Linked DNA regions of Homo sapiens: region 1 is linked to region 2. Evidence: read pairs that join two places in POLR2A ChIA-PET (ENCODE). Cell type or tissue: MCF 10A. All regions are shown on one strand. Links, peaks and the distances in the headings refer to the core of each region. The heading gives the core; the rest is flanking DNA. Region 1 overlaps LINC01724 (long intergenic non-protein coding RNA 1724). Region 2 has its middle 200 kb from the start of LINC01724.

Evidence for each region. ChIA-PET counts read pairs that join two places held together with the same protein. Peaks named below come from ENCODE experiments on the same cell type or tissue, not always from the same donor. Only the 100,000 strongest peaks of a DNase experiment are listed, where the experiment ranks them.
Region 1: POLR2A ChIA-PET joins it to region 2 with 5 read pairs; 2 of 35 experiments call an interaction of 5 or more read pairs at or near these places.

What each region holds. Positions count from the first base shown.
Region 1 is chr1:196,070,755-196,086,473 of GRCh38, reverse strand. The region is part of intron 1 of LINC01724 (long intergenic non-protein coding RNA 1724); the gene reads left to right. Among named protein-coding and RNA genes, the nearest start is that of LINC01724, 10 kb to the left of the region's middle. In MCF 10A, for the core only: no CTCF peak of the experiment used is centred there; a DNase peak (open chromatin) is centred at 7,573.
Region 2 is chr1:195,880,474-195,896,192 of GRCh38, reverse strand. No RefSeq gene overlaps it. Among named protein-coding and RNA genes, the nearest start is that of LINC01724, 200 kb to the left of the region's middle. In MCF 10A, for the core only: no CTCF peak of the experiment used is centred there; no DNase peak of the experiment used is centred there.

The DNA.
Region 1 (15,719 bases), core at 2,899-10,898, 190 kb before region 2:
GGCTATATTTTTCTTCTTCTTTACATAGATTGTAAATTTTTATTGTATATTGGACATCATGGGTGACACTTGCAATATCTGAATTCTATTGTTTTTCTGTAAAAGGTATGGTGATTTGTTATGGCAGGCAGTTTAATTATGAGGCATCCTCTTGATTCTATCAGGCTTAATTTTATTTTTTATTAGGACAGATCTGTTTTAGTTTTGTCCTAAGAATTGCCCTTACTCTTTAAGTGTAGTCTTTCAAGGTTTACCAGAGCCTCCCAATTATATACATCTGTACTGAGAAAGTTCTCATACCTATGTTTGCCTTCCAAACCCACAGCAGCCGTTCTCAGTTAGTGCTCATGGACTCTAGCTGTGCATATTACAGCCCAGCCTTTATTTAAAGACTCCATGCAAATGTCTGCTATTGCTCCTATGCACAGCTTTTTCCCTTTTAGACCCTGAAATCCTCGCCTCTTCTCCAAGCTTGAAACTTGCACCAGCAGTGTAGTGAGACTGTTGTCTCTTTTGGATTCATTCTCTCTCCACTGTGCAGTGAAAAGTGCCCCCAGGCTGGAATCCAGTCCAGAAACAGGTATAAAATGATATGTTTTCCTTTTTCAAAAATCATATGCCTGCATTTTAATTTTTGTTGTCTCAAATATTTCCAGTTTCATAGTAGTTTATAGAAGGAGGCATGTCTTTTCCCGGTTCCTCCATTATGATAAAAATTAGGAATCCCAGTTGAATCAACTCTCGTAATAAATAATTAATAGAAGGTGAAGTCTGTTTTTCTCTTCATATCTTGCCTTTTTTTACATCACATAGCTCAGGTATTGTATGAATACAATGTAGAGTCCTGGGTGCTCATTTGTACAGCTAATTATAATGATTATAATTAATATATAAATACTGATCACCCTATCTAATTTTTAAAATTAAAAAAATCAACAGCAATATCAATTCAACTTTAGATCCCACTTATTCAATAGGCAATCACAGCAATTGCCTTAATTAGAAAAGTTATTGGTAGAAGAAAAGACAAACAATAAAATGAGGACTACAACTTTCTGAAAACCAAACCAGGCCTTTTTTTTCTTTTTTCTAAAAATAACTGTGTCCTTCTAATGAGTACTTCTATAGATATAATACCATGGGAAATTAATGACAAGTGGGAAAGGGAGCTTTTTCAAATTCACACAGGTTCTCCTACTCTGCCAGCATGAAAATACTTTTGACAATAATAAAATATGATTTTGTTTTCATCATACATTTCCAAAAATCCAGTGTTAATAATAAATAAATTAAACTGAATAGGATTTAATATAGGAAATCCTGAGTTACAGCTAACTGGAAACCAGAGGTCTTAGAAAATGTAAGTGCCAGTTCCAGTGAAAAAGTATGTAGTATATCCTACTAGTTGTCTTTGGAGTATATATGCAATTAATTAAAATAATTTGACTTCTAAACCTTGTACTGAGTGAAAATCAGAATAGAGTACTTTACAATCAATAGAGTATGTTAAAAACTTTTAGTTAGCTACTAAGATAATGAAATTTCAATTTTGTTAAAAGAAGCATTTAAAACCATTTTTACTATGTTGGGAGTGTTATCTATTCTTATTTAGTTATTCCAAAGTTATACTCTATATCTTATTGACTCCTATTTTCTTCATTTTAAGACTACATATTAATTTCACTGGCTTATTATTTGGATTCAGACACCACAAAAACTAATTAGAAGATATTTTAATGTTGTAAATGTGATTGATTAATATTCTTACAGTTTATATTCTTAGGTGTCTTAGAAAGGTACTTCAATCTGACTTTAAATTCTGTAAGAGTGTCTTTTTAAAATCTTCTCTACTACTCTTATTTATCACCACTCATTACACATCACAACAGACACTTATTTCATATAATTTTCATGTTACATGTTTCCTAGTATGTATCAAGAAGAAAGAATGGAAGAGCACTCAAGCTTTCTCCAATGCTGACATTTTGAAAATGTCATAGTTTATAGGGAAATAATGAAAAACCATATTATATGGCAGAACATTCTGACCTTTTGCTCAGAAATTGATAAGAGTTCTTGGGCAAACTCTGTAAAGAAACTCAGAGGTAAAATTCAGTTACTAATAAGTAATTGAAGATTTCAGAGGTCACAGCATGAGCAACAATTTGTTCTAAAAGTTAGGGCATGGAATAAATTTATTTTTCAATTATCAATTTCCCCTCTAATGTTATTTCAGGGGCAACAGACATGTGAATGTGTGTGTGTGTGTGTGTGTGTGTGTGTTTGTGTGTGTGTGTTTAAGGCAGCTTTGGATATAGATTTTTAAAGTATTTTTTAAAGGTTAAATTGAGGTATACTTGGCATATAACAGGTTGCACATAATTACAACAAACAACTTGATAAAATTCGACGTATGTGTATACCTGGGAAACCATCACCATGTTCAAGATAATGAATATGTACGTCACAGGCAAACTTTCCTGGTGCCTCTTTGTACTCCATTCTTCCCTATTCCAACCCCTAAGCAATAACTGATCTACGGGCTTTCTCTCACTGTGGACTATTTCACATTGTCAAGATATTTTTGTAAATTAAATCATACTGTATGTTCTTAATTATCTGGCTTCTTTCAACAAAATTATGTTGAGACTCATTCATGCTGTAATACATATCAAGAGAAGATTACTATTTATTGCTGAGGAATATTTTGTATGTACATAACACAGTTTGCTTTTTCATTCACCTGGTGATGGAAATTTCAGTTGTTTCAAGGTTTTGGCTATGAAAAAGCTGTATAAATGTTTGCATACAAATGAGATGGCTGGATCAGAGTAGGCATATTTTTAACTTTTAATGAAACTGCAAAATGGTTTTCTAAAGCTGTTGTACCACTTTACTTTCCTCCCAGCAGTATATGAAAGTTCCAGTTCCTCAACCTCCTTGCCAGGATTTGAAATGATCGGGTTTAAAAATATTTTTTTTCAACTTTTATTTTAGAATCAGGAAGAACACATGCAGGTGTGTTACAAGGATACATTACATGATTCTGAAGTTTGGAGTATAAATGAATCTGTCACACAGGTAGTGAGCATAATACCCAATAGGTAGTTTTTTTCAACACTTAACCCCCTCTCTCGCTCTCCCCTATGACATTCTCCAATCTCTGTTGTTCTCATTTTTATGACCATGTGTACCCAGTGTGTAGTTCGCCCTTACAAGCGAGAACACGCAGTATTTGATTTTCTGTTCCTACATTAGTTTGCTGAGGATAATGGTTTCCAACTGCATCCATGTTGCTGCAAAGATCACGATTTCATTCTTTTATATGCCTACATAATATCCAATGGTATATATGTACCACATTTTCTTTATCAGATCTACTCCTGATGGGTACCTGGGTTGATTCCATGTCTTTGTTATTGTGAATAATGCTGCAATGAACATATGAGTACATGTGTAGTTTTGGTCGAAACTTTTTTTCTTTGGATATATATACCCAATAGTGGAATTGCTGAGGTGAATGTTAGTTCAACTCTCGGTTCTTCAAGAAATCTCCAAACTGCTTTCCACAGTGGCTGAATTAATTTACTTTGCCACCAACAGTTAATAAGTATTCCTTTTCTTCACAGCCTTACCAGCATCTGTTATTTTTTTAATAATAGCTATCTGTATTTTTTAAATAATAGCCATTCTGACTCATATGAGAGGTGTCTCATTGTGATTTTGATTTGCATTTCTCCGATGATTAGTGATGAAGAGCATTGTTGCATGTTTATTGGATGCTTATATGTCTTCTTGTGAGAAGTGTCTGTTCATGTTCTTTGACGACTTTGTTTTTTCCTTGTTGATTTAAGTTCCTTATATAATCTGGGTAATAAGCCTTTGTTGGATGCATAGTTTGTGAATATTTTCTCCCACTCAATAGGTTGTCTGTTTACTCATTTGATAGTTTCTCTTGCTATGCAGAAGTTCTTTAGTTTAATTGCAGCCTATTGTTACAGGAAAGGGGTTCTGATGCAGACCCCGAGATATGGTTCTTGGATGTCGCACAAGAAAAACTCAGAGCAAGCCTGTAGAGTAAAGTGAAAGCAAGTTTATTAAGAAAGTAAAGGAATAAAAGAATGGCTACTCCGTAGACAGTGCAGCCCCGAGGTCTCCTGGTTGTTGATTTTTACAGTTATTTCTTGATAATATGCTAAATGAGGGGTGGATTATTCATGCCTCCCTCTTCTAGACCATATAGGGTAACTTCCTGATGTTGCCATGGCATTTGTAAACTGTCATGGTGTTGGTGGGAGTGTAGCAGTGAAAATGACCTGAGGTCACTCTCGTCGCCATCTTGGTTTTGGTGGGTTTTGGCCAGTTTCTTTATTGCTACCTGTTTTGTCAGTAAGGTCTTTACGATCTGTATCTTGTGCTGACCTCCTATCTCATCCTGTGACTTAGAATGCCTTAACCATCTGGGAATGCAGCCCAGTAGGTCTCAGCCTTATTTTACCTAGTGCCATTCAAGATGGAGTTGTTCTGGTTTACATGTCTCTGACACTATTAGTCATTTTTGTTTGTTTGTTTGGAATAGTCAGTCTTTTAATTTACCTTTTGTAAAACATATGTAGTTGTATCTCGTGGTTTTAATTTTTGCATTTTTCTAATGACTATGAAGAAACACCTTTTCCTATGTTCATTCAGCATCTACTTAGGTTAATTTTAAAAGCGCTGTTCAAAGCGTTGGCCCGTTTTATGTTGGGTCGTTTGTTTTTAATCATTGAATTTGGAAAGATTGTTAGATTATTTTGATTCAAGCCCTTCATGGTATATATGCTCTATAAATACATGTGATATATTTTTTGCAAATATTATCTTCTAGTATATGACTTGTCTTTTCAGTCCCTTAACAGGGGTTTTTGAAGATCAGAATTTTTTCATATTAGTGAGCTGTAATGTATCATCTGAATAGAAATGGGTTGTTCTTTGGTACTGTAAACCAAAAACATATGTGAAACAAGTCTCAATCAATTTAGAGGTTTATTTTGCCAAGGTTAAGGACCGTAGCCTGTGACACAGCTCAGGAGGTCCTGAGAACATATGCCTAAGGTAGTTGGGTTCCAGCATAATTTTGTACATTTTCAGGAGACAGAAGTTATAGGCAAGGACATAAATCAATGTTAGTTACACATTGGTTCAGCCCAGAAAGGCGGGATATCATAGGTAGATTGAACAATTTTCTGACTTGCAATTGGTGAAAGAGTTAAGCTCTGCTTGAAGATTTGAAGTGTCTGTGAGCAGCCCAGTCCCCTAGCCGCGCGGCCAGGCAAAAAACCTGTGTCTGAGTACTCCGTTCAACCATTGCTCAGCCAGGGTCTGAGGGTCAGACCCAGCAGGTCAGCTGTGTCTAAACTCCAAAGGGAGGAGGGTAAAATGAGTCATGTCTAACCTTCTTCACTTTCTGCAAGGGCCTGAACTAATTTTTCAAAAGTTTTTGGAATCCTCTTGGCTGAGAGGGTTATCCATTCAGTCACTTGGGGGGATTAGAGATTTATTTTTGGTTTACAGTATTGTATTCCAGCAATCTTTGCCTAGTCCAGAAATTTTAAAGCTTTACATTTCACATGTAGGCATATCATCAGTTGAGTTAATTATTGTATATGACATGAGATTTGGATCAAAGTTAATTTAAATTTTTTTTTATTTTGTATAAGTTATTTCAATAATTCTTTCACAGTTTTGAAAGAATTTTCCCAACTAAATTGCCTTTGTAGAAAATCTGTTGTCCATATATATGTGGCTGTCTAATCTCTTCCATTCATCTATGTATCTGTCTTTATGTCAATACCACCCTGTATGATTACTGTGACTTTATGCATCTTTTGTACTTGGTCATCAGCTATCTATATCCAGATGGTCTCCAACTTATGGTGGCTTGACCTGTGACTTTTCAACTTAACTATGGGTTCATCGAGGTATTAAATGCATTTTCAACCTACAGTATGGGGTTTTATCTCGGGTTTAACAGGACATATCCTCATTATAAGTCAGGGAGCCCCTGTATTTGTAATCATTATACCTTTTTGATATACTGACCCTTTATAATTATAAAATATTCTTTAACTCTGGTAATATTTTTTGCTTTAAAATCTATTGTCTTTGTTTTAAAATCTGTTAGTACAGCCACTCCAACTTTCTCTTGATCACAGACACCTGGGATTTAGCCTCAGCAGCCAGAAGCTGGGAGTAGGATAAAAAATGCTAAAGTCCTTATCCTCTGGAGAAGGAAATTCTCCAACTGAGAGCTAGGGTGGGGAGTGGGAGGATGAGGGAGCCCTGTGTTTTTGGCTACTGCAGTCTGGAGAGGGGTCTGCTTCACTGAGCTGGAAAGGAGGGAGGGACTGGTATAGGTTCAAGTTCTGTCTTATCACCCTTCCTAACCAATTTTTGTAGATTTTCTTGAATACGTGTTTCTTCTTGTACTTGGTCCTCTCAGGATCAACTCCAGAAGGTTTAAATGGTTGGATTAGTTTTTGAAAAATAATGTCTCCCAATTTCCCTGGGGATTGTGTCAGTGGAGCTTTTCATGTTGTCATACCTAAAGTCAATCTCTGGAATTTCTAATTTGTACAAAAAATTTTGCTTTTTAAAAAGTATGAAGTAAAGATGACAATATGTTCACATGTATTACAGCTTGGTACTTACATGGGTTTCAGTTATATTATTTTCTCTGATGTTTTTACGTCTGTAATATTTTATAGTTTTAAAAAAGAAGAGAAAATTGCTAGGAGGGTGTATATCACTGGAAGTATCGTGGCACTGGCTGAACTGTTTTGCATCTTTATTCCATGTGTAAGATAGACAGGTCAATCATAATCTGGCAGTATTGCTCAGGTTGTGATTAATCACAATTAAGATTTATTTACATATAACTTATCACTATTACTGCCCACTTCAGACCTCCATCGCTCACTGTGGGTCCCCATTGTCTACACAATCCAGTCCACATTTATGAGCAGATAATTTACATAATTTTATTATCAGGACAAAGTCTGCTTCTCCAGCCTTATCATCCACTTCTCTATTTGTACGGCTTTTAGCCATTATAGAATATTTAATATTACTCATGTATACTACACTTTCATTTAAATCTGTTTTTTGTATTTTCTTTGAACTGAAATTAGCATTCTCCATACTCCATCTGAAGAAATGGTAGTCATTGTCTAGGATGAGCTCATATATTATTTTCTTTATGAATACAATTAGTAGCTAAAAATTACTGAGCTTGTGTATGTGTCAAGCGAACTGCATACAATTCCAAATTTAATTTACTATCTTTGGAAAGAAGGTATTTTTACCCTCATAAGTGCATAAAGTACATTAGAATGAGTGAATTAAATCCCAGATTGCTATGTCATAGCCAATATATCAGTATTTCTGACACCGTAGCCTAGTATCTTTCCTCTAGCACGTTCAGGTTTCAGCCAAGTTTTCTTCAATATTTTCCTCCTCAGTTCTCTCACCTCACTTTCCACACCCAGTGTACTTACTTGCTCCTTCCTCTCTGTCAACTGAGAATGTTCTTCATAATGCTGAGTCATAGTTCATAATGCTGACTTCATTCTCTGATCACTTTGATATTTGATATTTGCAAGAGAGTGTAATTCATTTAATAAATTATGAAATTATTGAGGCTTTTTTTGTTTTTATTATATTCAGTAACAAGAATCATGAGAAAAACAGAAAAAGTATCAGAAAATATTTGTCGAGTCTTCAGATTTTACAGTTCTTGTTTTACTAGATAAGTAATTATGAAGGTTTGGGACTTATTTTTACAATGTGACAGTATTTACCTTTTTACTTAATTAAATTTAAAATTTATTCCACAGAGGCCAATAAAATATTATTAAAAAGAGATATATATATGTATGTATATAGTATCCAGTAAAAATTGTGCATTAAATTTTACCTGTAGCTTTAAAAATTAGGCTTAAAATTTTATGTAAACAAATCAAATTCACATGGATACATATGAGTAATACAAAACAGTTAAAATAATTTATTTGAATTATATTGCAGTGTAAACATAGTTTACTTAATTCTTCATGTATTAGCTCTGACAGATAGGAAATTTATTTCAAACCCTTGAGTTCAATTTTTCAGTCTTTTGCTTTCTCCCTAATCTTTAATGAAATAATATTTTTAAAAGTCACACTAGCAAAACATGAGGTAATAGATATCATAAACCATTTATTAAAAAGGACACTTTGCGAATAATTATCCTGATGCCATTTGAAATGGCATCTTCATGTATTCTGTATCTTGCTGCAATTGATCTAGCATTAATCAGTTATAATGCCCAGGAAAACTGATGTTCATTCATTTTGGTCAAGGATAAAATGTGAAACTGTGTCAAGTCACTGGAGGATTCTTTTTTTATAAATATCCTATTCTTAAATTTTACTATGCATATCTACTTCCATTTAGGCATCCTGAATATTAATAAATCTCAATGTATAAAGTATGTACAACAGGGATTTTTAGCACATATAATGGAGTCAGAAATTTGTAGTTTCTTTTTCGGTTAAATCTCTTGTCTTCCAAATTTCTTTTTCTTCTGCTTTCTTCTTTTCTTCCTATTTTTAACACAAAGTTGAAATTGCTGGCATATTTCAAGCAACATTATAATCTTCAGAGAAAGAGAAACAAGGGCTGTATGCTTTTTTTAAAAAAATGTAGTCTTAAATAGACAAGCATTGCCAGTAGATTATATTACATATAATGACAATGACAGTTATTTGATATTGTGTGTGATGTGTGCATGAATGCACAATTGTGTATGTATCAAAGTAGTAATTTGAAATAAGATGGAGCAAAGAGTTCTGTTATCATTTAATCATATGCTACATCAAATAGGTATATAAAATATTTAAAACTCAGAAAAATTATGTTTATTTAAATTACAATTTAGAACAATGCAGTTATTTTCACTTGCTTTCCTCATCATTTTCTCTTGTAATTTTCACACAGATTTCAAATATCATTTTAAAAGTGATATATCTAAATAATATAAACACAAAACTTTACTGTTTTATGCAGTATATCAACTGTACTCATGTCTTTTGTTTTTGAAAGTAAAACATATTTACATGTATTCCACTTGCCTTTAAAATTGATAAAAATGAAGATTGAAATGAAATTATCATCATCCTGTTGACAGAATGAAAATTCTCATTTTAGTAGATAAAGTAATAGGACCTAATCATAAGAATAGCAAATGAACATAACACTCTCACGTCAGTGAATAACCAGTAAAAACTGACCCCAGTGCAAAATATTACGTGAGTTTCTTTGGATGCCACTTCTTTCCTTCCTATGGGGGTTGATTTTAAACAAGGATAAAGTCATGAGCTATGTTAGGTGAGGGAGAAGAAATTAGTGGAAGTGATTTTTGTCCAGAAATACTTGGAGTCTTATCAAGTAGTCCTAGCTTATCTATTGCTTTTTGGTTATTTCCTTGGCTAAGCAATGCATACTTAACACAACAGCATGAGAATAGCTCTCATAGGACCACGTGTGAAAAGCATTGACTGCATCCGCTTAGTTTTGCTGCTTTTTCTCATATAGTATTTCATTTGATGCTCACAAAACTGCAGGACAAGTTTTATTCTTTCCATTTAGCAAATAAGAAACAGGCTCTCAGAAGGTGTCATATATAAGAATCAAATAGCTAATGATTGTTTTGTTAGGACTTAAACCAAAATCATATTATCTCCCATCTAATTCTCTTTTCACCATATTGCATCTATTGTGGCAAATTCAGTAAGCGCTTCAAGGATGGCAGGTAATTTAAAAGCTTCTTTATCCCCCAAACAACCCTGAAGTTTAGTGTTAGAATGTCTATTCTTCAGATGCAAAAATGTAGCTGAGATAAAATAGATGATTTGCTCAAGAAGTTAGTGGTGTTCAAAAATTGTGCATGTGTCTCAGGTTGCAAAGTCTCTATCATACATTTTTTCTGTCACAACCATTCACTGGAAAAGTGGAAGTTTATAAAACTGAAAATTGTATAGCCTTATAAACAAGTCTTGAATTCTTTAATTAAACCTGGGCTGTGAACAGAGGCAATCACATACATGGGAGTGTGGCAAAAATTTATAGGAATATATAAAATATTAATGCAATAATTAGTAATTTGACTTCAACAAGTTGAAACTTCATTTATTACTTCATGTGCATCATAAAATATTTATTAAAGCATGAAGTAATCAATATTTAATAGGTAGCCAGATTTATCTTTCCAAGCATTACTCAATAATTTTTTCAATAAAATGGATATTTAAAAAATATTAAGCTCTGTTCAGATGCAGTAGCTCATGCCTTTAATCTGAGCACTTTGGGAGGTTGAGGCAGGAGGGTCACTTGAGTCCAGGCATTCAAGACAAGTCCAGGCATATGGCAAAACTGTGTCTCCACTAAAAATACAAAAATTAGCCAAAATACAAAAAGTAGCCGGGTGTGGTGTGACCCTGTAGTCACAGCTACTTGGGGGTGTGAAGCAGGAGAATAGTGAACCCAGGAGGCAGAGGATTCAGTGAGCTGAAAGTGTGCCACTGCACTCCAGCCTATTTTGAGTTATTAAATTAATTACATTAATTTTTAAAAAAACAAATATATAAAAAATAAACAAATATATGCCACATATATAGTTAATATTACATATTAATTATGTAAGTGATGTATATTTATTTGTGTATATATATATGACTAAATATATACTTTATATATACATATAAGACTAAAATCCTCTTTGGCCACTTTTTGGAGCTATTGTTTACTATTAAGACTGCAAAGCCATAATTCTTTCCCTCCAAGCTTCTTGAACTTTGAAATAATATCTACCACTTATTGCATTTTCTCAGAAATATGGAAGCATATTTCTCAGAAATATGGAAGCAAAGAACAATAATGACAATTTACCCACATTCATGTTTTGACTATTATTCCATTTTAAATGCATATATATGTGCAGATATATGTATGACTGTTTACATACATATCATCTAAGGGTAAGTGTGTGTGTGTGTTTTTAATCACTCTCCATTCTTCAACTGAGGAACTATTTGTATCACATAGAGAAAGATAGAAGAATAATTTTTTATATTGTTAAAGTGGCCCTTAAAATTTTTGTTGTGAATTCCTTATTATTTCTTTTACCAGTTATTTCTTTTCTGCTTCACCAAAGCTTCACTGAGTAAATTTTTAAGTAAATATCTGTCTTGAAGTAACTCTCCTTAAATGGATAAATGAGGTCAGCTGTCTTTTATATGGCCTCACACAATTGTGTACCTTATGTTTATACATTTACCATAATTATAATTTTCTATTTATTTGTGATAATTTAATTAAAATCTTAGTTTCTTACCAATATGACATTTGTGAAGGTAGGGGCAATGTCTACTTTTGCCCACTTTTTTACCTCTTTGTGCTCAAAATAATATCTGGAATATATTAATAAATATTTTTAAGTGAAATAGTTAGGGCTAATTCCCAGTTCATTTTTCTCCTCTCTCTGAAACTTTATATAATAAACATTTTTCCATGGAGCTAAATATGTTGAACTTAAATTGCACGTGCAAATATTGTGATATTTTCAATAATACACAGCTCTTTTTTATTCATACTCATTTTAGCTAATATTTTTGCATTACATTTTATTCTGGCTTTACCTCTCCAAGAAAGATATTTAATTCTGTAGCATATATTGTTAGTCTGCAGATGACACTTAATTTTATGAGGCTAACTTGCAACCTTCACAACCTAACAAGCCCTTTCTGTGTTCACTATCAGAAAAGTTTCAGAAAAGTTTATTAGTTAGGTATTATACATAAAGGTCTCAAATGTCTCTTTCCATATCCTTTAACTCAATTTTCTTTCATGTTATGTTTAATAGTATTAGGTATGGTATCAGTAGCATTATATGTTAAACTACTTTGAGTTTTAAGAATGTGATATTTTAGCCTAACAGGGATATATCCATTTAGTTTTGAATCTGTGTGGCCACTTTTTACTTTTTCCTGAGTGTCATCAGGAAAATTGCTTGCTGTCTCTGTTTCCTTATCTTTTATATGAAATTAATAATGACCACTAGTTAATGTGGGGATAGATAAAATTGGAAATAGTTAAAATATATGTATTTTTGTTTGTGTGTGTGCATCCTGGTGGATAATATACCTTTAGAAATGGTAAGAATAATAGGTGCTAGTACAGCTTTAAATAAGGCATTAATAACATTGACAGTAATGTAGTAATGACATTTTAAAAGGAGAATGTCAGATCAGTAGTGAATAGAATAAAATTTGTAAGACCTACTATTCCTTCACCTAATGCACACACACACACACACACACACACACACACACGTTTAGAACTAAAGCCACTGAAGAATAACAGTACTTTTGGCATAGAAGTATAGCCATCCTCACCTGGTTGCTTAAGTAAGGTGTCCTTTAAACGGTTACATTGTTAATATTTGAAGTCAGTTTTCCAGAAGAGCTATTTTCTCCATTTAGTAGACTTAAACACATATGCACCCATTCATAGCTATGGTGGATGCTTAAGATTTAAAATGCAAAATATTTATTATTTAGATGTTCTTGCTTGCAATTAAACGCGCAGAAGAGAGGCAGAATCCATTTTCCCATCTCTTTGGCTCTTTCTGCTAGTAAGCAGAGTTGTGAAAATTTGAGTTTTATATGTGGCAGTATTCCATTGTTCATCCTCTGGCCTTGGTTTGTTGGCTATGCAGCGTCAGTGGCATATTCATGTATGTTCTTTATTTCCTGGGTTGAAGATATCATTTTGTGTCTATGAACTGATGCCTTCAATGGCCTCGGAGGTATCTCTGGTAGGCCAGTTTTGCATGATCATGGGATTCATTCTAAGGTAACTTCAGCATTTCCAACAATTTGGTAACACCCAGTTCTCCATATTATTTTCTTTTTCTTAGAATACTTCGAGTGGTTTGTGTTCTGCCTTGGATTGATTTTTGCTGCTATGAGTCTCGTGAGGAACTCTGTAACCTACTAACTTTTTTTCCTCTTACCTTTACTCTTATGTATTAACAGATTAAGGGCAGTGGTTCTTAGAAAAGTCATATATTATTTGCCACCTCCCAAAGTTATACACGAAATTCAATTTGTAAAACTTGCAGGCTAAATGCAATATTGTCATTTTTATTTGCTCTTCTTACCTAGTAGCAATAAAGAATTCAGGGCAAAATTTAAGTGTTTAAAAAAAGAGTCTATGATAGTTTTTATTAAATATTTTGAAAACAAGATTTACTCTGCAAGCCATTTCATAGCATTTATAATCTACATTGCTGGTCCTCAATCATAATATTATGACGTGTATAACAAATTACTTTTAACTAATGATAAGGTGCTTAGTACTTTGACTGTGTAGCTTTGCAAAATTAGAGAGGTTTCAAAGTTATTCTCTCATTGATGTCACTCTTGCTCATTTTATTGAAGCATTATTTTTTAAATAGTGGTGGAAGTAGAAGGCATGTGTCTTGAGCACTACTAATTATGCATTATGGTCCAGCTAACTACTCTGTGACAGAGCTCTTTGGGAACATTAAAAATGATAATTACAAGCTAGTTTAGTACTGATATTGCCATGGCTGTAGGTTGGATTTGTGCACAGTATACATTTTTAGATTCAAGAAATATTTATAGAGCTTCTACTCTGCAGGGTAGTGATGGTGCAATGATGAAACGGACAAAGACCTGGCATCAAAGAAATTTTTAGCATGCATGATGGACATTAACCAGCCAAATATACAACTTGTTATATATTAATAACTGTTACAGTTATTAGCAGTTATTTGAAATTACTAGCAATTAATTAATTGTTTAATCATATGATTGGGAAGTTGAAAGTCTCAAAGGTTAAGAAACATTTTCCTTATCATGGGCCATTTAAACTGAGGTTTTAAGGAATGAGTAGAAAGATGATATTGAATGAAGGAGAGGAGAGCTTTGTCCAAGCATAGGGAATAATATATGCTGTATGTAAATTCATACTGGAAAGAAATGAGGCAACTCTAACAACAAAAAGAGGACCTCTAGCTGTTTTATAAAGATCACAGGGGCAGATTAAAAGAATTCAGTTATAAAAGCAACGTGGAGCTATTGGAGGTTTCAAGGAGAAGAATGATGTATTAGTTTTGGATTTTAGAAAGATACTTAGGATGGAAAATTGATCCGAGGAAATTTGTGGGAAGGCTAATTATGATGCCATTTTCTTAATCCAAGCAAAAGGTGATAGTAAGCTGGATGAGGGTATTGGTAGTGGTGTATCAGCTGAAAGATGACAGAGAAGTGTTATATAGATATTATTCAAAGTCATATTACTCTAAATTGTATCAAAGAAAAAGCATCAGTTTTAATCTCTAATGTAACCAAATCATATTTTTTCAGACTATTGTTGTGTGCATTAAATCAAAACAAATGAAAAACTGAATTATTTGTGTTGTGATATGGTTTTGCTTAGAGCTAAGAATTTTCAAATTTATTTCATTTGAGAATAAAAATATTGTTCAAACAAAAATAACAAAAATAAAGGTAGGTGGCATAATCACTAATCCTTTTTAACTAAGCAATAATATGATTCTTGTTTGTGTAATGTGTAGGGAGAGGGAAAACCCCCCTGGGTTTTCTGATTTATTGGAACTCTTTTGAAATTCAACAAGCAGGATTAAGATTGTTGAAAGCCCAAGGTGTCTAGAGAGTTTGTGTAGTCTAGCATGGAGGCTTTGCTTGTCAGATGTCTCAACTACAGTGAAAGGTAACACTAGCATGACAGAAATGGTACTTGCTGAACATGTTTATAATGCCCCTGGGATGAGATGTCTAATGCAAACATAACCACACAATTCCCTTCCTGAGTTATTTGTTTCTAACATCAGCGTTTTCAGGAAACTAGACAGTTTTTCAATGTAATTTTTCTTAAAGTTCCAATTAACCACATAATTAATGAAAAGTATTGAGAATACATTTTAGCACTTTTAACTTACAAAAGTCAATGTGGTGTGTTTGCTTATAGAATGTGTTTTCTTTTTATTTAATAGCAGCTAACAACTTACATATTGTCACATTAAAATTGTTGATATCTTTACTGGAGACATTCTCACTCTTTATCACAGTCCCTATATTTATAACATATTGAAAGAAGGCTGTTAGAGCTCATAAATACGTTGATTGTAGTCCTCCTTATGTAGAGATTTTGATATAGATTACTAAAAGGAGTATATAGTAGTGTGTGATCTGATGTGTGATCACCATAGCAACAGTAAACAAAAAAGCAAAACACGAGAAGTTGAAGCAAAAATCTGGGCTCTTAAGTTTAAGAAAGTTTAATTCTATCAAGATTTAAAAAGCAAACACTGATTTTTAGAGTCACAGTCAGAAAATTAGAGAGATGATGAAATGAAAAGCTCTTTGAGCAATGTTATAATTTGCTGCTCTTCCTATTTTTTTAAGCCATGCCTAGCAGTAGACTGGGGGTTTTCTTTGAAGAGATTGATCTAGAATGCCTCTGGTTTCAGGAAAATGGACACATTTTAAGATAAGGGTAAAGTGCTGGAATGAATGAGGATGCAACAGAAACTCTCATTCCTTGCTGGTGGGAAAGCAAAATGGCACAGCCACTTTGGGAGACAGTTTGGCAGT
Region 2 (15,719 bases), core at 3,473-11,472:
CAGGCAGTATCCAATTGGCTTGGGGCCCGAAGAGAAAAACAACAACGACAACAAACAGATAAAATGTTAATGTGTCTATTTGTCTGCTTGAACTGGGATACACTCTACCTTTCTTATTCTTGGATGTCAAAAGCTCAGATTTCCTAGCCTTTGAACTCCTGGATTCTCAGGCTTTCAGCCTCAGACTGAGAGTTATGCCATCAGCTTCCCTGGTTCCAAGGTCTTTGGATTTGGACTGAGCCATGCCATTGGTATCGCAGGATCTTCAGCTTACAGATGGACTGCTGTGAGACTTCTCAGCATCCATAATTATGTAAGCCAATTGCTCTAATAAATCTCCTCTCATATGTCTGTCTATCTATCTATCTATCTATCTATCTATCTATCTATCTATGTATCTATCTGTCTATCTATCCATCTATCCATCCTATTCTTTCTCTCTAGAGAATCCTGGCTAATACAAATATGTAGCTGACACTGTAACTGTTAAAGAAGATACTGCCCAAGCAAAGTAAACTTGCTATGCAGAAATTGATATTGCAAATGCCCTTTTTGGCATCCCTCTCTACTTGGATGATCAGAATTCATTTTCCTTCATGTGGAGTGTGTCCAATACGCCTATAATTTCCTTCCAAAAGGCTCTATAAATTTTCTGGCTATCTGAAATTTATGGGTAGATCAAGATTCAAAATAAGTGCCACTTATGTAGGAAACACTGTCTTCCCATTGTGATGATGACATTCTCCTGGTGGGCCTAGGACACCATTCAATAAGGACTCGATACTCTTTTAACTCACATGCCACAATACAGTTAGGCCGCTAATACAGACAAAATACAAGAACCGAATAAGTAAAATTTGTGACTATAATCTGGGAAAGAACATTCCAGAGGGAATGATTGCCAAAATTTTAACCTTCCCTACCCAACAAATAAAGAGATTGGTGGAGCTATTGAGCTACTGGAGTTCTCACATTCAGCATGCAGGGATCTTGATGGCATCCATATACAGGGCTACTGGAAAAACTGCTACCTTTGAACAGAGGCCCCGACCAGCAGGATTCTCTCCAAGCCCTCCAGCTGGTTATCCAGAATGCCCTTCTGCTGCTTTCCACATATATACACTTGTCATTTGAGTTACAGATCTCAGCATCCTCTCAGTTCACCAAAGGCAAAAGACTGCCACAGGTTAGAGGTGCCCACTTGGACCTATAAGGACCTTGAGTCAGCTAAAAGGTACATACTTCTTAAGAGATAATTATTGGCCCATTATGGGACCTTGATAGGTACTAAGCACATAACTAATGGCCATGAAGGAATCTTAAGACTAGAGATCCATGTCATGGGTACAAACAAGGGTCTCAAATTGCAGAGCGAAGCCAGCTCAAGAAGTTTTCATAACAAAGCCTAGCCTAGTTGGTGTCCCACAGCTCCATGAGAAAGTTTTAGAAGTACAGGACCATTCTCCAGCTGGCCTTGTGCTGATCTAGCTTCCCCATCTCTCACTTGCAGTTCTCAGAAATAGCTGTGGAATGTGCTGAGAATGTACCAACCTGAGATAGGAAAGGAATGACAATAGCAGCCCAGGCTCTGTTCCAATTACCCCAGAACAGGATGTCCTAAACGCTTTGGTTCAGCATGTCCCATAATCCAGAAATATAAAACTGCAATATGGGTTGCTTTCTACTTGTAGCCCCACTCAGATGAGGTGCAAGTAAGGCAAGTGCAGGCAAAATTCCATCTGCCCCAGGCAGCTTTCCATAGCCTTGGAGGGCTGGCTGGCAATAAGTCCCAGTCTTCTATTTTTTCTCACTACTTATCTGTAAGTAATAAAACTACCTCATGTAATTTGTTGTGTGTGTAGATGTTCTGTCTCACTAGACTCAGCCAAGTTGGTAAGCAGAGCATGGGAGTGAACATGCTTCACAAGAAGTATCCCTCTGTCTCCCCTAAATATTTCCTGAGGTGTCTCTGCCTCCATTGGCCAAATGGGAACCCAGATATATAACCTCCTGGACCACACATTGACCTGGTTCACTGATGGCTCATCTCTGTTCAGTTCTGCTGGGCTGGAATGGAATGTTGCTGCTACCCAACCTGAGAGAGATCTGTCCGTTACTTAACATGGTGAGAGATGCTCATCATAATGGGCAGAAGTTCATCCAGGCCACCCCAACAGAGGATCCCTGATGTATTTTCACTGAGTCATATGATGAATGGCTTGGTCATTTGGTCAAGCCACTAGCAAGGCTTAGATTATCATGAAAAACAAGCTGTCTTGTAGGGATGAGACATTTCGGTGAAAACACAGTTATGGTCCTAGAAAGCTTTCTTTAAGCCATGCTGATACTTACCAGGAAAATTCCTAAACTAATGAGGGGAGAAATTACCAATAAACAATCACACTTGTCAACTAAATGTAAAGACTTAAATGCAAATGTCCTCTACTCCAGACCAAGATGTGTGACTGATCACCTCCCGGAGTCATGAGAAGGCCCGGGGAATTCAGACATCATTCTGGACTGGGCCTCTACACATAGGCTGGCAGTGTTCTCAGAAGACATTGAAACAACATGGAAAAGCTGTCCCATATGCCAGTTCTTGGCTAAGGCCAAAAACACTTCCCAGGGACAAATTTCTTGAGCCAAAAAGCAAGGACGTTCTTAGCAAGTAGGCTATATTAGGCCTTTTGCCCCATCCAGCAGGTTCAGCGGGATTCTGACTGCTGTTGATAGTTTCTCTGGGTTTTAGCCTAGCTGTTCCTGTGCATTCCACTTGCTCTGGCCACACTATGTAGGCCTTATATAATCATATTTGTTTCTTGATTTTTTTAATTTCCTGAGCACACTTCACATGAAGACAATTCCAGATTCGTGACTTAAGCAACACTTCAGTGGGCTCAATCTTGGAGCAGGTGAACCCTCTATGCTCTGTACCCCCACAAGGCATGGTGATAATTGAATATTTTGATGGGCAATTAAAAGACAAGCTTTAGCAGCTAAAAAACAGGATCTATATATTTTAGGTAAATAGTCTGGAGTCTCATTGCAGCAATTCCCCACAAAGACACTTTTCATTAGAGCCACATGTTTGCTAAGGTTTTCTTCAATATATACCTTTCTCTTTACAATTATTGGCACTTTGGTCTCGGGGTTCGGAGGCCTTGCAAGGGCCTTCTATCCCTTTAAAATCTCTCTGAAAACTCAAATAGATTGGAGATGAGGATGGTTATTCAACAAAGAGGAGTAGGAGATGGTAACCTTTTTACTTTGTCCCTCAGGTGCACAGTGTAGATTTTTGTCCACAAGAACTTCAAAGTACTGAACTTCACTTGGGGTTTCCAGTCCAACCTTAAAGCTATTTTTCTTAAAGTAGTCTTGCTGCTTTGCCACAGGTAGCCACATGGGATGGAAATAAACATCAATTTTGTGGGCCAAAGAACCAAGTCAAATACATTTCATTCACTACTATGTGGAATGGATTTTAAAGAGTTCCATCCTTTCTCATGGTACAGGACAGACTGACTACACTGCAGTCAATGAAGAAATATTTCCTCCACTCACAGCACATAAGCACCTTGGTACCCATGAGCCTGCGTCGGGGGGAGGAAGAAGTTGGAGAATCTCACCTCTTGTCCCTCTCTCCTCTCTGTTCCACACAGCAGGCTTTGTGACTTGCAGTTTCCCAGAGTCCTTAATACATCTCTCTCAGGCAGTTGCCACCACCCTGAATTTAACAAATTGCTCGTCATCACTGGCCATCAGAGAAATGCAAATCAAAACCACAATGAGATAACATCTCACACCAGTTAGAATGGTGAACATTAAAAAGTCAGGAAATAACAGGTGCTGGAGAGGATGTGGAGAAATAGGAACACTTTTACACTGTTGGTGGGACTGTAAACTAGTTCAACCATTGTGGAAGACAGTGTGGCAATTCCTCAAGGATCTAGAACTAGAAATACCATTTGACCCAGCCATCCTATTACTGGGTATATACCCAAAGGATTATAAAACTTGCTGCTATAAAGACACATGCACATGTGTGTTTATTGCAGCACTATTCACAATAGCAGACTTGGAACCAACCAAAATGTCCATCAATGATAGACTGGATTAAGAAAATGTGGCACATATACACCATGGAATACTATGCAGCCATAAAAAATGATGAGTTCATGGCCTTTGTAGGGACATGGATGCAGCTGGAAACCATCATTCTGAGCGAACTATTGCAAGGACAAAAAAACCAAACACCACGTGTTCTCACTCACAGGTGGGAATTGAACAATGAGAACACTTGGACACAGGATGGTGAACATCACACACTGGGGCCTGTCATGGGGTGGGGGGAAGGGGGAGGGATAGCATTAGGAGATATACCTAATGTAAATGAGGAGTTAATGGGTGCAGCACACCAATATGGCACATGTATACATATGTAACTAACCTGCACATTGTGTACATGTACCCTAGAACTTAAAATATAATAATAATAAATAAATAAATAATAAATTTTAAAAATACAAAAAAATTAGCCAGGTGTGGTGGAAAAAAACAAAACAACAACCAAAAAAACAAATTACTGTATATATCACCCACCACTCAGTCTTGCAAATAAACATCTGATTGCTGTGCGACTGAATACTACAAATGAGTCTTTCTCTAAACATGGACCTTCCTGGTTCTGCAGGCACCCCAAATTTATTAGTTCAAACCCATGGGATTGTTACAATTGGGTTCCGACACCATAGATCTCTTTGTGTTTATCACATTTGGAGTTTGTTATGATTCCTGAATGTGAAGATTAATGCTTTTCAATGAATTTGAGAAGTTTTCATCCATTATTTCTTTTAATTCTTTTCTGTTCTTCAATCTCTCCTCTCATGATAGTCCTCTTTTTCCCATTGTGCATACATTAAAGACTCACCTGTCTCTGAGTCTGTTCCTTTTTTTTTTTCGTTTTTTTGTCTCTGTTCTTTGGATTGTATAATCTCTATATATCTATCTTCAAATTCACCAACTCTTTATTCTGCAAATTAAGACCTACAGTTGAGACCATCTAGTGAGGTTTTTTTTCAGTTATTTTGTATTTCAACTCCAGAATTTTCCTTTTTAAATAATTTCTGTCTTTATCAATATTCTTTATTTGATATGACATTGTAGTTGTATCTGTCTTTACCTTTAAAATCATTGTTTCCATTATTGTTTTGAACATATTTATGATGAAAACTTTGAAGTCTTTGTTAAATCTGAAATATTTGTTTTCACAGGAAGTTTCTTTACCTACTTTTTTTATTATTATTTTTTTTTTACTGGAAACGGGTCATGCTTCACTGTTGCTTTGCATGCCTCAACTTCTTGTTGAAAATTGGACATTTTAGGCATACATTTTGACAACTCTGGGTATTGGCAGTCCCCAGGACTCTGACACCATAGAAGCAAAATGTCTATAAGATATTTCAAATGGCTTTTGTATTTTAATTTTTACCAAGTTCACTGAAAAGTGGGTCCATGGAGTTCCTTTTGCTGCCATGCTGCAAGTAAAATCTTAACATTTTCTTTTGATGCAAGTTCTGACAGTGTTTCACTTCTACCACTCCTAAAAAATTACTGTGCTCAGTAATAATCTTCATATTGGTAAATCAGATAATCAATTCATTTTTTAAAAAATTTTCATCTTATTTTGCATATCAGCAGCACTTCAAGACACTGATTAATATCTTTCCAGGAAAAAATAAAAACAAATAGAAGTTAACAAAATTAAAAAGAATTAAGTGAATTTAAAGGACACTATGTCCTTCCATTATCCTTCCTAAGTCATTGACCACTCTTTAATATCCTTTTCTGGTATATTTTTTGTTTTCCCATTTTCCTAACCTCTAAATATTGAAAATCCTCACTAATCATTCCTTGGATCGCTCTTCTATCTAAATTCATTTTCTTAGTAAACTTATCACATTACTGAAACCAAATGCAAATTTCTAGTCAATAATTCCCCCTTGGATTACAAACTAGCTTATCAAATAACCTAATAAAAATCTCCACTTAGATTTTATGTCGTATGCTGATTTTCCCATACTTCCTTGGTACCAACCAAACCAAATCCTCCTGCACTTTTTCTCAACTAAGCTATTTACAACTCCATTCTCTCAGTTGCTCTGGCCACGAAATATTGGAGTTACCTTTGGCTTCTCACTTTCTCTCTAACTCCATATTCAAATCATCAGCAAATCTTATCAACTCTACTTTCAAGATATATCTAGAATATTATCAATTATCCCCATCCCAAATGCAACCACCCTAGTCTGAGTCACTCTTGCATCACATCTGCATTACTGAATAGTACCTTACTGGTTTTTCTGATACCACACTTGCCCTGCTATAGTTTGTTTTGAACAAAACAGCCAGAATGATCCAATTAAATCCATATGAGACTGTATCACTCCTGTATTCAAACCTATGGTTGTTCTTTAACTCACATGGAATAAAAGCAAACTTCCTTACAGTGGTCTGCAAAACTGTACCCAATCTGTCCTTAACAATATTATAGTAGTCTTCTCAGGAACTCATAGCAAAATATTATAGACTGGGTGGCATAAACAACAGAAATTTGTTTATCAGTGTCTGGAGGCTGGGAAGTCCAAGATCAAGGTACCACCTTTGATCTTCTGTTCCTAAGGAAGACTTTCTTCTTGTATTGCAGACAGCTGCCATTTTGTTGCATTCTTACATAGCCTTCCCTTTGTGCTAGCCCAGAGAGCAAGAAAGCTCCATTGTTTCTCCCTCTTTTGTAAAGACACCAATCCCATCAGACTGGGGCCATACTGTCATGACCTCATCTAAATCTGTTTACCTCTTAAAGGATTCATCTCTAAATGCCATCACATTGAAGGGTAGGGATTCAAAATATGAGCCTAGGGGGAGACACAGACGTTCAATCCATAACACTTATTTACCCTCATCTTCTATTCATCTTCTATTCATCTTCCCTTCATTATTCCTCTACACCCAACTAAACTTTCCATTCACTGAACACCCTAGACACACTTCTTCCTGGCTGCTTTTAATGCTTCTTGTTCCATCTCCTGGAAATATATTCTCCCAAATTACCTCTATAGTCTACTCTCTCAACTCCTTTAATATTTGCTTGATCTCAGCAAATCCTACCCTAGATCTTCTATTAAATATCACAATGTTATTAGTCTCCTACTTGCTTTATATTTTCATAACACTAACCATCGTAATAGTTGACTTAATTTATAAATGTTTAGTATTGTCTGTCTCCTATCATAAGTATTTAAACTTCAGTAGAACAGAGATTGTTTTTATTGCTTTATTTACTGCTACATTTCTAAATTCTGCAGTCATGCACAACGTATAATAGAGGCTCAATATGTATTTTCAATATTGATCAAATTGCAATGCATTAATTTGGGTCACCTGGTAAATGTATACTTAAAAATGTTAAAAATAAAATTACATATTAGTATAATAAGTTTTTGTTTGACATACATTTTTCTCCTTATTAGGTTGTTAATTCTATGGGGTAAGAGCTTTTCTGCATTATTTAGTACTTAATTGTCGGTAATCTGGACAGCCCCCTGCTCAACATTGGAGTTCAATAAATATTGTTTCAATATATGAACACTTAACTATCTTTCTATTTGTATTTATCTTTCCATCTATCTATATTAGGTAAGAATAGCTTGTTGCTGATGGGACTCCTATTTGAAGACTTTCCACTTTGCACTGGATAACTTGTATGTAAATTACTACGCATTTCTCTGTATTGTCTATGTGGTATCTCTATGCTAGGGGAATAGATAATCTAAGAAACTCAAGTAAAGGAAGGACTCTTCCTTTTAAGCTTAAAAGACAGAATTTGGAGAAATTTGAAATTCTCTTACAGAGAATTTTTTTTTTTTTTAAATTCAGCTGCCTTAATAAACCTAGTTTTTCAAAATAAATGCCACCTGCAACATTATGTATTACATTCATTGAAGTGATTCATTTGTGGACAAATCAGTTGCTGTGTAATGTTTTCCATAATGTCTGGCACAGCTGGTTTTTAATTTGTTTATAAAATAAAACTATTCCCTTTGGTGTAAGTGTTTTCATTTGGATACACAGATTTGTCATGTTTGAAAACACTATTTTCTTCACTTTATGGGCAAAGAAAAGTGTAATAAGAGACCAAATGTACACTCAGACAAATGGGCATTAAGTAACTTATTTTCTAATTAGCTCACATTTTATTTTAGAAAATAGACAATATTCAAACATAAATTAATGGCTATAATACTCTTAATAAAAAGGCATGTGCTCAATTGGTTTAACCTATATTTCAATTATGAACACAGCCATCCAAATAAACACATTTGCATAGCACTTCCTAAGACATTTTCCCATTATTAATACAAACTTAATGAAATCAACATGGCAAGAAATAATATTGTCATTTAAAAATGACAGAAAAATGCCAAACAATATGAATTATTTTTTCCCTTAATATCTGGGTCAAGATCAATTTCCTGATTCTTTCCTTTCTAGTCCACCTCTTTCAATATTCCGCATATTATTCTACACCATTTATCAGTAGGTAATGAACTTGACTTTGTTTTCATTGACATTAATGTGTGCTCACATTTTCCTCTAAGATGTCTTTAGAATTCAAACTGTTTCAAAGCAAATCAAAGTGACCATAGAATGAAATGAATATGATTCCATTCCAATAGTAAGAAGCCATGATCTTAATATCCTTATTATATTTCATAAAATGTATTAAGATTAAAAAGCTCAAAGTTTTATATTTGAATATTTGAAGTAAGTGTAAGGTGTGGTGCACTGAAAGAAAATGCATTTCAACAACATTCCACAGGCCCTCTTTCATCAACGGGTAAGTGAAGTGTACTATGGTTAGTGTCACAGTCATATATTAAGGTTTAGCTTTTTAATTATTTCATACCTCATTTCTTATTCATTTCAATGATTATAATATAAAACAACCTGTAAATTCTGCCACAATGCTATATCTGTTGTTCCAACTTGGTGTTGAAATCTATGTTTAACATCAGTCTATGTTTTAACAAGCCCTACAGGTGATGCTGATGCAAACCAAGTTATGAGAACTACTGATTTAAAATATGAGCTAACCATTCTGAGTGAAGATGTTTCCCAAGATGCAGTGGCTCAAATATAATATATATATATTTTCCTCAAACAAGATCCCAATGTAGGCAGGCAACATCAGTCCATGGTGCCCTGGATACATATGACACTGATACAGTGACCCAGTTGCTGTGTCTTTCTGAGAATGTTGGAAACTACCTCACAAACATGCAGATATATTTCAGCCTGGAAAAGTGGGAAAGACCATGGAACCGTTAGTGAGAGCAATGTTTGGAGCTCCAAAGAGAAACCTCTAGATCTTACTGCATTTATAACTTGAAGTTTATTGTTTAATTCACATGAAGTCCTAAACAGACATCTCTGTCTAGTAGATAGATCTATTTCAGGAGCTTCTTCAAGGACTCGGCCCACTTCCTTGTGACTTTATTATTGTTGACATGTGAATTCTAGGCTTGTCATTCCTGTCATCCTCTGGCCTGCTGAGAAGACACGATGATGAAGAAGCAACTTGGGAGCTACTAATGGAGCAGCGGAAGTGGCACCAGATCATTTCTCCACAAATCTTACTCTCTGGAATGCAGTGCCATGGCAACACCTGACTGAAAAGGGGGCTGGGAAATCTAATCTAGCTGTGTCCTGGCATGAAAAGGGAATGCGTTCATTGACTAGCTACAAATTGAGCAGTTACAAGGTTTCTCACAAATGGAAAACAATTGTATATTTTCAGTTCTGAACGAGAAGTTTCATTCTTCAATCCCTTTCATTTGTTTTTGACCTAAACTTAATCACATATTTACTGGAGCTGTAGAAGCTGGAATTAAAAATGCCCTCTCCCTGTCATTTGCCCAGGTGAAAGTTAGGGGGTGCTGTTTTAAATGGAAGACAAGAATACTGATACTGATGAACATTTAGCAGTCTCCACCACCCATTTTCACATATAAATTTATCAAAATTTGGTTAATAAAAGTTGAATATGGGTGATATGAATATCATTAACCTACAGCTAATTTTCATTTAGCAAAGTTTTCTGAAAAAAGTGAAATGATAATGTAAACATTCTTGTGTTTTTCTTTCAACTAGTGTTAGGTGTTTTATCTCTCAATCGTAACAATAAGCTAAAAGGTTTTATGAATTTCTACTTTGTATTTAACAAGCTATCATTAATTTAGTAAAATGCTTCTGATTCAGTACTCTAGAATTTTAAAGGAATCATTTTCTAAAACATCGCATGGGTTTAAGTACTTCGCTTTTGTTGGGAATATAGCAGGTGTCAGTCTAAATAATTTTCTATGTAACTGATTAACAGCTGTCTCTGTGTAATATTTAAGAAGCAGCATATGTGCTTGCTAAAGAGTTCACTCTTGGATAGCTGAATAGTTTGTTCTCAAAGCAAATTATATCTCTAGAAGAAAGCTGGCATTTATCTAGCATTAAACTATTCTTTATCAAGAACACGGTTAAATATTTTCATATATAGTAGCTAATTTAAGGATGCCATTGGTAGTAAGGCTATTTCTGTAAGAAATGATTAGATAAAGGAAAAAATAAAGAGGAAGCACAACCAGGTAAAACACTGAAGAAAAAGGGAAAAATAAAAGACAGAGGATATAAATCCAGAGAGACAAGCCTCTAAGTTGACTTCAGTGCAAATGAAAATTCTTGGCAAATATCACAGAGCTGATAATAGCATTACTCTAAATTCACAGTAAGTTCAAATAGGCCCTCAACCACTCTCAGTAATTCTAATTTGCTTCGGATGAGCTCTTATAAGCTTGTTCTCCTGTTTTCAGGAAAAGGCATTAAATTTTCTGATGCACCCAGGTTTCTAATTCCACCTCATTCCTTCTGTAACCCTTCTCACACATATTATCAGGTCATATTTTGTGAAGATAATAAAGTTTGCTAGATAGGAGCTTCTTCATCTTTGTAATGTGTGCCTGAAATTTTCTTCTTCTTTTTGATACCATGAGTAAACTATCTCTTCTGGCAAACACCACTTCCTCCACGTGTTTTCTAATCCCAGACTCTCCTGCTCTCAGAAACTTCACTCCTTTGATTTCCACCCCTTTCTCATATATCTTCAATGTCATTTTCTCTAAAAGGTAATCTCATTAATATACCAATTCCTCTAAAATTTGTTTGAACGGAAAAACCTTCTTCAATTTCACATCAGCCTTCAGAACGTCACATCACCAAGTGTGCATTCTCGAATGTCATTGGCACTTGCTCCATGCCCTTTACTTTTCACCTCCCTCCATCTTGGCTTTCTCCTCCTCCATTCCACAGAACCTATTCTTTCCAGTTACAAATGAGCTCCATGTTGCCAAAACCAACAGTATGTGTCTGTTACGTCCTCACTTTACTCACCCTTTCAGAGACATATTTAATCCAATAGCTAATTCTACCTTTGTCACATGAAATACTCGTGGTTTGTTTTGTTTTGTTTAGATACCTTGATAGATTATATTTTTGGGTTTCCTCATTTATCTGCTTCTTCATTTCTAGACCTGTCTTTTTCTATGTAACTCCTAAATATGGTGTTTTGAATAGCATCTTTTTCCCCACTGGAGTGCAAATGAATAGAGAAATAAAAGAAGTATGTTAGACAATAAGAGAAGAATATATTATTTATGAATGATGAAGTAGTCATTTAAGACTTTGGCTTATGTATGTGGGCAAGTAGTCTTCCTAATAATGATCCTGAAAATAGACAGAGCTACTTAGTCTATAACAGTGTAGAACTATTCTAGGTCTTCTCCCACAGAGATTGAGTCTTCACCAATCGGCTGAGAAAAAGAGAGAGTGAATGCTCTCTCCAAAAGATGATTTCCAAGGAAAAGAGGAGAAGAAAAGACAGAGCTCAGCCTGAGCAGAATCACCATCATAAACTGAAAGATCATATATACCTTTGTGGAAGAGAAACCAGAAGTGACACATTTACTCCCTGTGGAAGGAAACAACTGTGGATAAGCATCAATGAGTATAGACACTCCTGCAATAGCAAAGAACTCTGGAAGTTACATAAATAAATATAAGACCTGGACCCCATGTGACATGTATGTGCCAATTACATAAAGCTGATGATGAGTTGCTTTCCTTTTAAGCCCCTTATAAACTGGCATACATGCTCATTTATTGCTTGAATAACATAAAAAGAAAAGTCCTTGAGCCCAGGGTCTTCATTTTGTTCTATTTATCCCCAATGTTCTATTTATCCCCAGTGTCTACAATGGAAACCACAATGCAGTAGGCAATTGTCAAATGAATGAATAAATAGACACAAAAACAAGGCAAATATACAAATGAGAGCTATATCAGTAGTATATACAAAGCTAAGTAAGGGCAACTAAAAGAGATAGAGGTGCTCATCAGTTGAGATTATTGCTTTCCAAGTTGATCAGGGAAGACTTTTGGAGATGGACTATAAAGAATACGACTGTGCTAAGTAGGATGGGTGAGGAGAACAGCATGACCAAAGGTAAAGTTTTAAAGAATCACAAGACATTTTTTAGGTCTATGAAATTTAATGAAGTGGACATTACCTGAAGATTCTTTGTTTACTACCACAGTATAAAGAAACATCATAACATACATAAAATCATATATTTTATTTTTAAAATTAATTTTTCTATTGAAATTATGTGAAGTTACTGATTTTAATAATTTAACTTTGTAAACTTCTGTATTTTAGAGAAGAATATATTATTTAGATCTGTGCATGAGTGCATATATGTGTATGTGTATACATGTATGTGTGTATGTGTATAAATGCACCTACCAAAAAAATACTATTTTATGACTTAGTAAGCCTTTGTGAAAAAAATACAAGCAATAATTTAAAACTATGCTTTTTTTTATTAATCCTAACTTAGTTCCCAAAATTGCAAACGGTTTCTGCCTAAATTTTCAGAAAACTGACATAATGGCAAAGGCATTCTTTTTCAATTACTCTAGTTTATATATTTTATTTTTCAGACTCCAAAGTTCTTTTAGTATAATTTTTTTTCCTTTTTTACCTTTCAGTTTTTGCAAACATTCTATAAGTAGAAATGAGAGCAATCGTGTCCTATTTTATTTTCCAGAGTTCTATTAGTAGCAGTATGCAGTAACATAGACCGAAAAATAACAAGTAAAATTATTCTATGCTTATTAGCTCTAAATTGGTTTACTGGAAAATTAATGTGAGATTGGAAAATTTTCTAAGTTTCTTTGTCAGTAAGAACAAATATTTGAGAATATGAAATAATTGAGAATAGCACAGAGAAGATTCCTGCTGTTTTTTCCTAGGAGATTCAATAATTTTCTGATTCTTTCCCTATTGTGTCACACAGAATTGCTTGTGTTAGACAACCAGCAAGTATTAAGAGAATTCTATTGTGAATGAGACAGCTTTCTCAGATCTATAGACTGTGTCTGATTTTTAATTTTCCATTGTGTTTATTAGAATAAGTGAATAGTATCTATTAGATTAAATAGCTCAGTTTATGAATAAAAAAAGATTTTCACTACTATTTAAGAACTGAGCTATACGATTTATTTATTTTTTTTTTTTTGCATAGTGCTTATCCAAAAGCCCCATGAAGGTCAATTCCACTGCTTTTCTATATGACAGATATTTTACTCACACTACAGAACTGAGTGCAATTATAACAATCATACTTCAGCCGATAGTCCTTTTTAAAAATCCATACAATGTGTGGTGCTCTGAAGATTTTATGTGAACTAGACAATTAGCAAGGTCTAACTTAGTGGCAACTAGGCCATGCACATTTGATTACTGACCTCTGTGAAACCATGGGCAGGAAGAATAAAAGTTACCTATCGGTCTTATCTTATAACTCTGATCTTTAACAATTTGTGAATAACTAGATATTCACTGGTTCTGAGCTATATGTAATAATTTTGAAAATAGTATTTATAAGAGATTTGTATAATAAAAGTCACATATACTTTCTCTAAAGATATTCCATGCAAATGGAAATAAAAAAGAGCAGAAATAGCTAGACTTATATCAGATAAAAGAGATTTCAAGACAAAACTGTTAAAAAAGACAAAGAAGGTCACTATATAATTAAAAAGGAGTTACTTCAGCAAGAGTACATAACAATTGTTAATATATAGGTATCCAACAATGGAGAACCCAAAGAAACATCAGACAATCTGCATTATAGACCAAATGGACCTAATTGACATTTACAGAATATTTCACACAACAGCTGCAGAATACACATTCTTCTCATTAGCACTTGGAACAATTTCTGGGATAGGCCATATGTTAGGCCATAAAACAAGTCTTAATAAATTTTTTAAATAAAGAAATTAAGTTTTTTTTCTGACAACAATGGACTAAAACTAGAAATCAACAACAAGAGGAACTTTGGAAACTATACAAATACATGGAAATAAAACAACATGCATTAAACAACATACTCCTGAACAAACAGTAAATCAATGAATAAATTAAAATGAAAATTAAAAATATTTTGAAATAAATGAAAATGAAAATACAACATACCAACACCTATGGGATACAGCAAAAGCGCCAATAAGGGAGAATATTTCAGCAATAACAATACACATTGAAAATGTAAAAAGACTTCAGACAAACAACCTAACTATGGATCTCAAAGAACTAGAAAAGCAAGAGCAAATCAGACCCAAATATTAGTAGAAGAAAAGAAATAAAGATCAGAGCATAAATAAATGGAATTGAGACCAAAAAATACTAAAGATTAAAAAAAAAAGCCATTTAAAAAATTTTTTTAAATTAACAATCTTTAGCACAACTAAGAAAAAAAGACACAAATAAATAGAATTAGAGATGAAGGAGAAGGCATTACAACTGATACCACAGAAATTCAAAAGATCATTAGGAAGTATTGTGAGCCACTATATGCAAATAAATTGGAAAACTTAGAAGAAATGGATACTTTCCTATACTTACATAACCTATTATTATTGAATTCTGAAAAAAATGAAAACTTGAATATGTCATATAATTATTAAGCACACTTTTTCTTTGAGGTGAAGATCAAAATCTCTCCTGCCACTATTATTTTCATTTGGCAATGGAAGAAGAATAGCAACAATACTCACCACACATTCAGAAGTGACAGTATCTCTAGCAGATATTTATTTATGGACATTTCATTTCATTTCAATTTGATATTTTCAACTCTGTTTTCTTCTAAAAAATTATCATATTCTAACTTTATAATTGATATGTTAATATCATTATTTTATTTATTGCATTTTCTCTGCACTGATTTTTGTTTGCATTTTTGCAAATTATAAATATTATTTCAATAAAAAATGGTGATTTTAATTTTTCTGGGAGAATCTGTAGAATAACTGCTATCTCCCTGGTGTATGTAAAACAATAGGAAATAAAAGATCAAATGTGAAGCAAAAAAAAGAGATTGAGAAAGCACTAACGTGAGTTCATCTTCATCTTTCTATTTTTTTATATAAGCCATGGAATGTTATTTTGTATTCTTTAGAAATATTTGTCTACATAATTACCTTTCCTAAAAATTTTAAATAATGTTAGAAAAGCATATACATAAGAAATCAGTTATTCAAATCTCATT